Linked DNA regions of Homo sapiens: region 1 is linked to region 2. The links are chromatin contacts, found by Hi-C or POLR2A ChIA-PET in ENCODE. All regions are on one chromosome and are shown on one strand. The core of a region is the stretch at or near the end of the contact, and the rest is flanking DNA. Distances in the headings are between cores, read along the strand shown.

Region 1 (6,460 bases), core at 193-2,692, 51 kb before region 2:
TCAAGCTAGGCGAGACTATCGCCTTCACAAGTGAAAAAAACGAAGGCTCAGAGGGAACTTTCCCCGAGGCCATTCAGACTCACCCTAGCAGTCTGACTTCAAAGCCAGGGTTGCTTCTGCCTTGCTGGATGTAAGTGCCCAGCTGCCAGCTGCCCTTGGCTGGATGGAGGTGGACCAAGAACCTCATGGCTTACTCACACCAATTCCTCTAAGGTCATTCCCCCAAAGGCAGATAAGATATAAACAAGAAGAAGTATGAGGGCCCAGGAAGCCTGAGGGCAGGTGGCCCTGAGAAAAGCTAAATCCCTGCAAAGCTCCTCACCCAGCCTGTAACACTAAATCACTCATACACAGGGACTCAAGGAGGCGTCCGGGAGATGGGAAGCTGCAGAGACATAATCCAGGACACAGGAGGTGGCCAAAGCCATTGGCAGTGATTTCTATGAGGACTGAAGTAGTCCCTGATGCTGGCTTTTCTCAGACTGGATCCCTCCGTCCCTGGCTGTTGAAGGAGCACAGAAGCATGGCAGAAAATTCAACAGGGACAGGAATCGTTTTTTTTTTTTTGGTGAGACGGAGTCTCGCTCTGTCACCCAGGCTGGAGTGCAGTGGCATGATCTCGGCTCACTGCAACCTCCGCCTCCCGGGTTCAAGCAATTCTAAATGTGAGTCACCGTGCCCGGCTCCAACAGATCTTTTTTTTAAAAAAAATTATTAAAATTATTTTATTGATACATAATATTTGTACATATTTATAGGGTACCTGTGGTACTTTGATACATGCCTAGAATGTGTAATGACTTTCAACAGATCTTTGCTTCTTTTTTTCTTTCTTTGGGCAGTCTCTGGGGGCTAGAGTAGGCTCAGGCTCCTAGATCTTTGATTCATTTCTGAAAATGACTAACTGGTGAAATAAACAAGAAACAAAGATCTAGGAGCCTCTCTGAACTTACCCTAGCCCCGGGAGACTGCTCAAAGAAAGAAAAAAAAAAGCAAACATCTGTTCAAAGTCATTACACATTCTAGGCATGTATCAAAATATCACAAGTACCAAGGCCAGGCGCAGTGGCTCACACCTATAATCCCAGCACTTTGGAAGGCCGAAGTGAGCAGATCACAAGGTCAGGAGTTCGAGACCAGCCTGGCCAACATGGTGAAACCTGTCTCTACTAAAAATACACAAATTAGCCGGGCATGGTGGTGGGCACCTGTAATCCCAGCTACTCGGGAGGCTGAGGCAGGAGAATCACCTGAACCTAGGAAGCGGAGGTTGCATTGAGCCAAGAAGGTGCCATTGCACTCCAGCCTGGGCAACAGAGCAAGACTCCATCTCAAAAATATAAAAATTAAAAACATTTTTAAAAAATTAAAAAAAGAACATAAACAATGCCAACTCCCACCCAAGACTGCATGAGCTCACAGCTCCCTAAGATCACTAGAGCACGTCCATGTTACGCTCAGTATTTCTTTACCAAACCATTTAATTCACGGAAAGAATGAACTTTGTAGTCCAGATTGCTTTACAGCGATGAGGTTCAGATGATCTGTTTTAAAAGGTTCAGTCCTGGTCATCATTTTCACAAGACAAAACTTCCTAGTTAATTAACTAATGCTTTGAGTACACAGTTTTAAAACAGTATCTCTAAAATCACACACACACACACACACACACACACACACACACACGCAAAAGGCAGAAGTGAAAGGCCCACCTCCGCGTCAGGAGGCTCTAAGGGCCGCAGTCCAGTGACTTCACTCAAATGAGCAGCTGTTACTCCTTGTACGTATACAGGGTAAAGCTTCTGTCTGCAGACCACAGCCTGCCTACTCACCACCTGGGTGCCAGTGTCTGTGTGGTCATTTTTTCAGGATTTGCACCACCCTTCCCTGAGTGCTGGAGTGTGGACGGCACCTGCCAAGGGCAGCCCAGAGGCTGGTGAGTGTCAGGTGGGCCGTGTGCACCCAGCAAAACCCACCAACTTCCTGAGCAGGTGCTGCTGCCATCCCACTGCAGTGAAGAGGGCACTGAAGCACGAGGAAGCGACACTGCTGCATCCCAAGATGACAGACACTGAGGGAGCGGCCGCCCTGAGACTGGGACCCATGGCAACTCTCCCAACCCCACACATCCAGTTATCTCCCAAAAGATCTGCCAACCACAGCTGGGCCCTCATCTGTGGCCAAGAAGAGTATTTGAGGAGGTGGCCTCAGGGAGAAGAAAGGTGCTGTGGTCAGGGTGGCACCACACCTCCAATTCTCCACTTTACTCACAGGCTCCCCCACCCCTGGCTGGTCTGAGTGCCCGGCATAGCAGGGCTCTGTGGGGGGTGAGGGGAGCGCTTCTCTGCCGGGAATGAACAAGGGAGTCCAGCATGTTATGTTCGACAGGTGCTGCAGAGGGAAGAAAGGTCCTTCCTGTTGCTGGAAGAGCCTGGGCTCTGGCCCCCAAGGGTTGCTCCTGCTGAGGCCCCTTGGCACAGCCCAGCTGCAACTGAAGCGTTCCTTTGGCCCCGGCCTCTCCTGCAAGAAACGCTCAAATGCATGCATGGACAACTCGGTCAGAGGCTTGTGGATGGCGTAGAGGGGCATGGACAGCCGCGGCAAACATCGAGCCATCTTCCATTCCATGCCCACCATATGACCAACAGAAGGTCAGCCATGCCAAAAACCTGACTGCAGTTCTCAGGAAAACTTCATTCTAATGCCCAAGTGACACGGATAATCCTAATTTTCCTGATCTAGATGAAAAGCAGGGAAACTTCACTCTAATGCCCAAGTGACACGGATAATCCTAATTTTCCTGATCTAGATGAAAAGCAGGGAAACTTCACTCTAATGCCCAAGTGACATGGATAATCCTAATTTTCCTGATCTAGATGAAAAGCCCTGAGAAGCACGCTAAACATTTTTTTAACTAGCACATTTATAATCATTTTTCTTAGATTGAATGTGATTTTTTAAAAAGCTTCCCAATTCAAGAACAATTATCTTTTGATTTATCAAAATATGAGAGGAAGAATATTAATATTTGCAGTGTAAACTTTATATAGTTGTAAATTTTTTTTTTTTGAGACGGAGTCTCGCTCTGTCATCCAGGCTGGAGTGCAGTGCCATGATCTCAGCTCACTGCAAGCTCTGCCTCCTGGGTTCAAGCCATTCTCCTGCCTCAGCCTCCCGAGTAGCTGGGACTACAGGTGCCCACCACCACACCCGGCTAATTTTTTGTATTTTTAGTAGAGAAGGGGTTTCACTGTGTTAGCCAGCATGGTCTCGATCTCCTGACCTCGTGATCCACCCACCTCGGCCTCCCAAAGTGCTGGGATTACAGGCGTGAGCCACCGTGCCCAGCCTATATAGTTGTAAATTTTTAAAAATTACTTAATTACACAGATGCAGTGGTGCACACCTATAGTCCCAGCTACGCAATTACAACTTTTAGAACTACAAACTCTTAAGAAAGAGACATTAGCGATCATCTATTCCAGTATTTTTCGAAGTGTGGGTTGCAAAATCAATGCAATGTGTCATAGCCAGTTTTCAAAGAGACAAAAAGGGAGAGAAACGAAAAGCAGAACAGAAAACAGAATAAAAAATATTAATGCAATCAGCACACAGTAATACCATTCTGTGGACCTGTTCGGACCGTGTAAGTGTACACATGTGAGCGAGGGAGGAGGGCTCTGGAACCACAATGGAAAGCTGCCTTCTCGCTGTAGCCTGTTGTCCTGTGGACCTGTTCCGACTGTGTGTGTGCACACGCATGAGTGAGAGAGGAGGGTTCTAGAACCGCGATGGAAAGCTGCTTCCTGCTGTGGCTTGCGCAGATGCTGGTAGAGTCCAGCCATGCAGCTCGCATGCACTCATCATTCCAGAGGCAGCATCGCCGCAGAATGCGAGTTCGCCTTTATAGGGAGTCTGCCCAGGTCATGCAGCACTGGCTCAGGGTACCCACGGCAGCAAAGCAGCTGCACCAAGATGCAGGTATGACCAACCAGCGGTTCCCCTGTCAGCCCCCTGAAGTGGCCAACTGGTCTATCCACCTTATGCAAAAGTTCCCATGACCTCATAAAAAACCCATCAATTTTCATTTAAAATGCACTCAAAAATAAAGTCATCCACCTCCCTGCAAATTTCAATCCTTACAACTCTTAATTTTTAAGGGCTTTTTTTGTTTTTCAGAATCTTCTGAAAATCTGCACCAAATTAAAGATTTTATTATCCTTACCACTAACTGAAAATTGAAATTCCTTAGACAATACATTATTTTACACTCCTGGCACCATCTGTTTGAATGTACTCTCTCGCTCTGTGAATCGCTGGCACACCAGACTGCCTCTCCCTGCTCCAGGGAATTTCAGGGAATTCCAGATGCCCCTGATTCTGGTCTAATTTACCATACAAGGCCTGTCCTCTACTCAAACCAATTCTGCAATCCCTTAAGTTAACCATATGGGCAATACAATAACACCTCTACTTAAATCATTCCAAATTTCTGCTATGATATCATTTGATCTTCATGCCCAGGGCAGCAAATAATTAATTTCAAATACTCACTGAGCAACAAAGCCAACACTAGGGGATTGTCCAGTAAAGGAAAATGCTGCCCGGATGCCTCACACCCCCAGTGAGGCAGGGACAAAAGAAATCAGCACAGTGTAGTCAGCTGATGAAGGAGCCATTTCTCCACAACTCCACTCTCAACGAAGAAGCACCCAGAACACAGCCACAAATGCATCTAAACAGCCAAAGACCCAGGCTCAGCTCTACGCAGCTCACCCGAAGGAGCTACCCATGCCTGGAGCCATGACCAGAACCAGCCACTGCATTTTAATTTCAACTCCAACAGCAGTGGCTATTTGGCTTCCCTGGAAGGCAGCAGATTAGGTGCATGATGAGGACACGGTGGAGGGCAGGAGGCGAGGAGGGCAGCACACGTCCACACACACACAGGGGCTCTGCTCTACAAAGCCCGAGACTGAGACTCTAACTTAGGCACCTCCCACAGTGACCTCAATGCCCACTCTTATGTAAAGTTGTTATTCAGGAGGAAAGATAATACACAACCTTTGAAACCAGCCAAAGTGGTTCCAAATAATTTTTTAAGTATTTTAATTTTTTGAAAAACCATTGAATTGTACACTTCATTTATTTTGAGACAGGGTCTTGCTCTGTTGCCCAGGCTGGAATGCAGTGGCACAATCATGGCTCACCGCAGCCTGGGCCTCCTGGGCTCAAGCAATCCTCCTGCCTCAGCCTCATGAGTAGCTTGGGACTACAAGCACATGCCACCAGACGTGGCTAATTTTTTTTTTTCTGTAGAGACAGGGTCTCGCTATGTTGCCCAGGCTGGCATCAAACTCCTGGGCTCAAGCAATCCTCCCACCTCAGCCTCCCCAAAGTACTGGGATTACAGATGTGAGCTAGCACAAAACATTTTTTTTAAAGATTCAGCTGCAATTTCAATGTCAGTGTTCTAAGAAAGCCCTTCACCTCTTCTTCCCTCTCCCTCACCTCTTCTTCCCTCTCCCAGTCAGCAATGCTGGAACACTGAGGCACGACAGCATGTGCACTTAGAGGTCAAAAAGAACAATAAAGACAGAGATAGCACTGGAGTGGAAACTAGTCATCACGGCTGGGCAGCTGGCAAAGCAGAGGCCACAGGGGCCCAGAGCTGAGAGGAAGTGAGCGCTCCTGGAGGGGAGGCTGAGACACAGCGCTGGAGAGCACGGCTCGGGGAGGAGGAAGCGGGCACCATGCAGCCAGTGCGTCCCCACACCTGCGCACCCACCACCATCCCCCGAACCTTGTCTTCCCAAATGGCTCTTTATGAAGCCTCTGGTGCTCTGCCAATCTTTCCAAACTTCTTGCCCACATTTGGGATGCACCGTCCGCTACTGCTACCCCCCAACACTGGTCACAGGAGGCTGAGCACCGGGGGCTCCGTCCGACCTCACTGGACCTGGGTGCCCATGGCCTCCGGCCTTGCACAGGCAGTCACCCTCCCCATGGCTGTGCCATTCGCTGTCCTGAGGCCTTGGTGCAGGTGGCTCTCCCGACCTCTCCTACTGTGTCTCTCACCCTCCTACTGTGTCTCCCACCCTCCTACAGTGTCTCCCATGCTCCTACTGCGTCTCTCACCCTCCTACTGCATCTCCCACCCTCCTACTGTGTCTCTCAGGCTCTGTGGTTCTTGCGCACTCCCAGTGTGCCCAACAGGGCCTGAAATGGACTCTAATCAGCATTCCTTAGTGCAGGCTCATGCTCACCTGCAGAGCACCTGTCAGCAGACAGCCTCAGCCAGGGGAGCCCTCCCAGAGTCAACGAACAGCTGTGAGTCCCACCCTGCCTGCAACCCAGCACCAGATGTAAGCGCACACCACAACTGTCAGCAAAGAAGCCAGAGGATGCGGGTGTCGTGGGCTACAGGGAAAGGAGGCCAAGGCAGCCCTCCTGGAACCTC
Region 2 (7,249 bases), core at 499-2,998:
GCGCCTTGGCCCGAGGTGTCCCTGACAGGACGAGGGTGGAGTGGCAGCTGCTGAAACCTGAACTCCTCTGCCCTGCCCCCGTCCCTTGACCTCACGCATCTAGTAGGTCAGCGCCAGAGGAAATCCTCGAAGAAAATGGGCGTCTCCCTTGCTGAGCACAGAACCGCAGTCAGTCCTGTGTGCCCGCTCCCTGGATGAGGACAGGAAGGACGTGGGGGAGAGGCCACAGTCACCCTCAGGAGCCCCCAGACCCACTGGAAAGCAGCCCAGTGAGCATCTGAGAAGTACTGCCTGTGCCTGGTGTGAGGGTGCAAGGCGGGGGGCCGTGTGGCCAGGCAGCCTAGGGTTGCGCCAAAGCCCAGCAGGTATGGGACGAGCAGGACCAGACTGGGAGGGGCTCGGGGGAGCGGCGACCTGTGCTGAGCTTGAGTTGTGGCTGGGCTGGGAGGCCGGACAAAGGTGTGTTTCCTCTGGCCATGCAGGGGTCAGGCGGTGGTGCTGGGGAGGACGATGTGGGAGGAAGATGGGGCTGGGATGAGGGGCCAGGGCTGAGCTCAGCAGGTATTGGGAGGTGCCATGGGGCTGTGAACATGCATAGGTGGGGAGGCTGGGGCGGGGGCAGAGCAGGGGACAGTCCTGGAGCCAGCAGACAGGAGGAGGCATCTCTACAGCACCCCAGGCTTGGAGACAGGGCTGGCTCACCTCAAAGGGGGCCATGGGAGAGAGGAAGGTGGGCATCAGGGCTGGCCTGCCCCGGCCCCAGGAATACGTGGGAGTTGAGCTGCATGAGGGGTGGCCAGCCTAGGGCAGGGCAGGAGCCACGGGGCGTCCGCTCCTCTCTGTGGGTTTTGGTGTGGGAGGAGGAAGGACAAGCTCCTCCTGGAAGCAAAGGGGCCTGAGGACCCAGGAGCAGAGTGACCTTGTGGGCAGGGCCGTCCCTGAGGCCTGCTACATGCAGAGGACGTGGCCCCTGTGGCCAGCTTGGTGCCAGGAGCAGGTCCTGGGGGGTGGGGAGTAAGTCTCCCAGGGGCCGAGCTCCATGAGTGCATGTGGCGTGGACACTGGGCCTGCCACAGGGAGGCTGGTGTGGGCAGGAGGCTCCCTGGGAAGTGGAGAAGCGCTTTCTGTGAGCTTGTTCCAGGGCTCTGGTCAGCCCAGCCCGGGGTCTCATGGCCACACAGGTCAGCAGGAAGGGGAAGATGCCCCAGCAAGGAGGCAGGAAGGTGGCCTCTGCCCGGTGCATCAGTCTCGGAGGTGGGGGACCCAGGGTTTGTTCTCAGCAGGCCTCCTCTCCTCCTCTGCCTCACAGGCACCTCTGGGATGGGAGAGGCGGTGTCTGCAGGGCCCTTCCCACAAAGTCTGTCCATCTGCCACTGCTGCTGCTGCAAGGGGCTACGGGTCCTCTGGCGACTCTGAACCCCTCGGAAAAGGGAGGCTTGAGCTGCCCACTGCACCCTTGACCCCTTCTGAGCCTCTCGGCAAAGTCCCAATCCACCCTCCTCAGGAGGTCCCAGGGACTTGCCCACATGGGCACCCCATGCCCTCAGCCAACCAACCCCACCATGGCCCACACGCCTGCCCCTCCCTCTGTCTCCTTGGGGCCCCGCACACGTTGGCACAGAACATCTCCCTGCTGGGTGACCTCTTCCCGCGAGCGGCCCAGGACAAGTGCAGCTTTCTGGGCAGACACTGGGAGCGGGCATTCCCGATTCACAGAGGACTCACCTCGGCGTACTACAGCGGCCTGGCAGAGCCCAGCCTGCAACAGGGGCCTCGTATGCATCTGTTGAGTACACCAGTGAATCCCAATCCCCCAGTTCGTTTTCTACCCCACAGGCCCAACCACTGGGTGGGGTGGGGGAGGCATTTCGCTGGACGCCATGGAGACGCAGTATCGTCTGGGAACCTGAGTCTCTGTAAACCCCGGGGTCGGACAGACCAGTGCCAGCAAGCTCCTTCGCAGAGAGGAACTCAGACACGAATCCCTGGAGACTCCTAGTTCTCATACAGAGCTTGTTTTTTACTTCCATGTTCAAAGTCCGGATTTTCACAGGTCTGCTTCTCCCGGGGGCCACGCCTGCATTTCTGCGAACGATCCCCAGCTGTCCCTAATGAAACGTGCTCCTCCACTGAGAGGGAGCCCAGCCCCACTCAAGTGGGTCAGAGCTCGTCCGTAGGAGGCTGTGTGGGGGTCACGCCACCACAGGACGCAGATCTGCCAGAAGCCTGTTTTATTGCACTTAACTAATTCCCAAGATAAACCACTGGGAATTTCCATGTAAGCACTTAGGCCTCTGTTTATGAGAATCTTTGATCCACTGAGAATGTTTAGAACTCACTGAAGCATCCCTGGCCCTGCCCAGCACCAAGCCTTCCAAGATGCGTGAGGGCAGGGAAATTGTCGGCCTGTGCTTGGTCTGTGGGGATCCAGGACCCCAGGAGGGGACCCCAATAGGGAGCCTCTGCCCCCCAGGTGGTGGGGTCTCTGCTGGGACTCTGCAGGCTCCTGCCCGTGGCCAAGTTCATGGCTGTCTTTTCCAGAGCTGCCCCGGAGCCCTAGACAGCCCCATGGAAGGGCCCATCTTCCTCCGGCCGTGGAGGAAATTTGCAGCCATCCGTGACCTGCAAACTGTAGCTTATGATGGACTGCTCCCCATCCACCAAAGCCCAGCCACTTGGTTTGGAAGCCACTGCCCCAAATGGCCCCTCTCCAGTCACTGAACTGCAGTTCAAATGCCCCACCCCTTGGCTCTTTGAGCAGCCAGCCTGCCTTCTTGCTCTGGGATGGTTTCTTCAAAACCCTCTGGAGTATGTCCAGTTCTTCTGTTATTTCAGGGTGTTTTATTTCCAGCACAGATTTCCACTTCTGCTACCACCGGGATGGAAAAGGCCTCTTCCCTCCGATTCCCCCAATCCCAAGAATCCAATTCCTTCGCTAATGCTGAGTGCAGACATAGTCTCTACAATCCAGAAGGCTGAGTGAGGTGGAAATGTCGGTGCAGCCTGCAGCTCACCTGGTTGTCACTCACAGATCGGCCTCGGAAAGCTCCAGGAAGTTGATTTGGGATGAGCCAGCCATCCCGCACAGATGGTGGGAGGGAGAGGAGGCCGGAGCTTCAGCCAGTGCAGTGCCGTGGCCCCTGTTCTGTGGTTCACTGGGGTGTGAGGCCTTCCTTGGGCTCAGAGAGGGGGCCTCCGAGTCCTCATCCACAGAAGCCCTCTGTGCCACCAGCAGGGAACAGCCAGCAAACAGCCTTCACCCTGAAGATCCAGACGGAATTCTTGGTTTCTACAGCTGCTCCCTGCCTCTCCCCACAGCCACGGGAAGGGGAGTTAACCGAGGCAGCCCCCACCCGAGACAGACCTGCACAGGGCCAAGAACTTGCCCTGTGGTAGGGCTGGGGGAGGAGCGGCTGGTGGACTTTCTGTGTCAAAGGCAGGTGTCACTTTCAGCTCATTAATTTCACTTCTACAGGTTCTCAATCCACCAAAATGAGCTCTTTACAAAGGCCAGGACCTGCCCTTCTAGAGGACAGGCTCATACTTCCCAAAGCTTCAGGACTTGGGGTCCTGTGGCTGCCCATCCGTCAGCAGAACTGGGTGAGGCCAGCTGTGACATCAGACAAGTCCCCTGCCTCTGGCAATTCCTCAGCGGGGGGCATGACCTACTGTGCATTCCAGGGCTGGGGCACATGTACTTACCCCTTAGCCTTGGACCACAAGCCTCCCCCAGCCCAAAATGGAATGGGGACAGCCTCTGCCACAGGGAGGGGCAGGTGGTGCCGTGTGAGGGGCGGTGGCACCCAGGGCTTTTCTCACAAGGAAAAGGAACCTCGAAGTGTTTCTCTCTGCACACTTTGCCTCCCTCAAAGGCGGGCTCCTTCCTCTCCCACCCGCATCAGCAGCTGAGGCCCCAGAAGGGCCCACCTGTGTCCCGCGCACCATGCGTGAGATCGCTGATTGCCTCCTGGGGTAGTCGCAGCATGCTCGAGCCTCTCTGGACCCCATCCCAGCTGTCAACCAGGAAGCCCCCGTCAGGCTCCAAGACCCCCAGACGCTGGCCCGGGCTCCCCATTTTCACTTGATCCTCCCCGCCGTGTTTCTGTCTTCCTGGGGCTGCAGGCATTTTGGTCATGGCTGCATCACACCAGTGTCTGCGTCCGTGGCCACGCAGCCTCCTCCTTTTCTCCGTGTCTTAAACTTCTTTCTGTTCCCTCTTATCGGGACCTCCTGATGACATCAGACGCCGCCCCACCATGGTTCAGAACAATCTTTCCATCTCAAGATCCTCAGTTCAATCACATCTGCAGAGACCCTTTTTTTCCGTGTAAAGTAGCATTCACAGGTCCCAGGGATTAGGATCTGATATCTCTGGGGCCAGTACAGATGGGTTTGAGATTTGATCATGGAGAAAAGAAATGACGGCATTTAGCTCTATATCCTAGTCAACAGGGAGCCGCTGAGCATGACTGAGAAGAACGTCAAAAATCAAGCAGTTTTGTAAAAGAGTAAGGCCTCTCCACTCTCCTAAACCCAGCCAATTTCTCAAAATTTGTGAGAGCGGCGTCCTCCCAGCAGCAAACACAAGGGACACGTGTGTGCACCCAGACCGGCACCTACCACTCTAGACAGTCCCCAGAGCGAGGCTTAGGCCTGACGGCCGGAGATGCAACCGTGGCCAGGGGCCCAGAGCTCATCAAAACCTGCTCAGTCCAAGGCCTTAGGCTGAGCCTGACATCGTGTCATATTGTGGAAACACTCGTTCCCTCATTCAGCCAAATGCTTTTTAAAGCGACTTTTTGGCCGGGCACGGTGGCTCACGCCTGTCATCCCAGCACTTTGGGAGGCCGAGGTGGGAGGATCATTTGAGGTCAGGAGTGTGAGACCAGCCTGACCAATATGGTAAAACCCTGTCTCTACTAAAATACAAAAAAAAAAAACTAGCAGGGCATGGTGGTGTGCGCCTGTAATCCCAGCCACTCAGGAGGCTGAGGCAGGAAAATCACGTGAACCCGGGAGGCGGAGGTTTCAGTGAGCCAAGATCTTACCACTGCACTCCAGCCTGGGTGACAGAGTGAGACTCCGTCTCGAAACAAAAAAACAAAAAAAAAAACAAAAAAAACAAAAAAAGTGACTTTTTATTCTAAAACAGTTTTAGATTTACAGAAAAAATATGTAAATCTGTAAATGTCCTGATGGGGCTTGTGTTCTAGGAGTAAGACATCAGCTCTGCTGCTCAGATGTCCAGGAGGGTCTTCGGCGGAGCCTGGAGCCCCCCACCCCAGGGTCAGGGGTCTCTCCCTGGAAGGAGGGATCAGCGCCTGGACTTTGGGGAGGCCGCTTGGGGGCCACGGTGTGTGGAGACCCTGGGACATTCGTGTGAGTGCAGGTGGGGGTGAGACGCAGAGGAGAGGCATCTTGGGAGGAGAAAGAGCGCGGTGCCTGGGGGTGGCTGTCAGGTTGGGAGATCCTGGGGCTCATAGGGATTCTGGGGTCCCAGGGAACCCCTAAGTTTGGAGGCTGGAAGGGCCCCCAGCTGCCGTGGCCCTGGAGAGTTCCCAGAGTATTTCCTGACGAAATGAACAGAAGACCACAGCCTTCTGCAGCGGAGGAGAAGCATGCGGAGCATCCACATCTACAAAGGCCCCAAAGTGGAAAAACCTGTTGTTTTTCCTGAGCAGCCCGGCTGGAAACAATGGCGGTTTTGTTTCGCAGACTCCGCAGAATCTGGCGGGCAGGGGGATGGGGGCGCCGGATGCTGCAGGGAGGCGGCTGAGGGAAGGAGGGGGCGTCGACCCTTCCTGACCCACGGAGGACACCTCTCTGGCCCGCTTCGGGGGGGTGGGGGGTGGGTCGGTTTGCCCGGGAGGAAATCCCACTGCTTCCCACTCACAAGCCGGTGGGTGGCCGCGAGGCCTGGCCGCACAGCCTCATTCCTGCGACTTTCTTCTGCCTTGTGGCATGGCTTTTTCTTTTCCCCTAAGGAAAGTTTGCTTAAAGAGAAAGAGACACACATACCATTCTCTGGTCCTTTGAAGGGTTGAGCTAAGCTGGGTCAAGAGGAAATGGCTTGCTCAGTCACCCCTGAGAACAAAATACTCCCACGAGTTTTGGTGAGGCACTTGTGTCTTCTCAGCTCAAATCTCTACCACCCCACGGACAAGGCAGTTCAAATCCAGGCTCACCACCACCTGCTGTGTGGGTTGGGCAAGATGTGCGCATCTCTGAGCTTCGGTTCCTTGAGTGTAGAATAAGCATAACATCTGTGTAGAAGGATTACTGTGAGGGATGCTGTTTGTACACCTCCCACTGCCAGAACGCAAGTTCCATGAGTCTGGGGCTGTGTTTTCTCCATTGCTGCAAACCCTCTAAAATGTTAGCCGAGTTCATCAGGACCACAAGGACCACCACCACCATCATCGTCACCCTCACCCAAACGCTCAAATCTCCAAGTGTCTAAACTCATGGGTCTGTGCCAAATGCTACCATGCTTAGCGTCCCCAAAGCTAGAGTCACCACGAAGAAGGTTCTCTCCAGTATTACTGCCTTAAACTTCTAGCCCAGAACCCTCAATAAACTTGGGCACCTTTTGTGCTGGGCCTCCTTTAGCCGATGGCTCCAGGGCCCCTATCCCTGGCACAGAAGGCCATCGGCAATGTAGGGGGTAAGCTGGGGGGGGGGTGGGGGGTGAGCCGTTCAGCTCTGCTGAGCTGTGCTGTCTCATGGGAGTGGCCCCACCCTTCCAGGAACCTTCCTTGAGCAAAATCGTCAAATGTCAGCAGGTGGTCTTGAAATCCCTTCCTCTGTGACCCAGTAATTCAGAGATCTTAATGATGTTTCCCCAAAGTTAGAACATAGTGGCTGTTCCCTAACACACACACACACACACACCCTTTCTCTGTTATGTGTCTCCCATAATTTTTCTGTTTCTCAATTATGTTTCTTTCTCTGTTATGTTTGTCTATTATTTCTTCTTTGAATTGTCAATGCCTGCTTCTACTGGTCTGTACCAGGTTCTATTGCAATCACCTCTGGTTGGGGCAAAACTGCACATTTAGCTATTTTATGAGTGTTTCCTTGTACTTCATAGAGGGCACCAGAGCCCTTGCAGCATGTGGGCACACGGGTCAGAGGATGCAGACTGAAAGGAGCTTCTGGACGTGCATTCTATTCTCATTCTGGAGCCAAGGAAGTGAGAGGGGAAAAGGGAAGTGATTCTAAGCCTTTTGTGGGGTCTCATACATAACTC

The links. A loop is a pair of places that touch in the nucleus more often than their neighbours do. ChIA-PET counts read pairs that join two places held with the same protein, here RNA polymerase II (POLR2A). Pooled maps may share reads with other maps.
Region 1: a pooled map shows a loop between it and region 2 (3-fold over the local background). The contact joins two enhancer-like sites. A Hi-C loop is called at or near these places in 1 of 50 pooled maps. POLR2A ChIA-PET finds 5 or more read pairs at or near these places in 2 of 52 experiments (PC-9 and activated naive CD4-positive, alpha-beta T cell).

What each region holds. Positions count from the first base shown.
Region 1 is chr16:29,334,895-29,341,354 of GRCh38, reverse strand. It overlaps the pseudogene SNX29P2. Among named protein-coding and RNA genes, the nearest start is that of NPIPB11, 69 kb to the left of the region's middle. RefSeq lists an enhancer at 5,633-5,682. Within about 2 kb of position 1,442, at least 3 of the 41 ENCODE cell types and tissues checked have a DNase peak (open chromatin) inside an H3K27ac peak, as active enhancers do.
Region 2 is chr16:29,283,835-29,291,083 of GRCh38, reverse strand. LOC105371159 (a long non-coding RNA gene) reads left to right here. Exons shown (of 3, transcript XR_007065044.1): 2 at 1-269; 3 at 2,852-7,249. Among named protein-coding and RNA genes, the nearest start is that of NPIPB11, 120 kb to the left of the region's middle. RefSeq lists enhancers at 3,205-3,810, 3,811-4,417, 4,771-5,563, 5,564-6,357 and a silencer at 6,029-6,229. Within about 2 kb of position 1,748, at least 14 of the 41 ENCODE cell types and tissues checked have a DNase peak (open chromatin) inside an H3K27ac peak, as active enhancers do.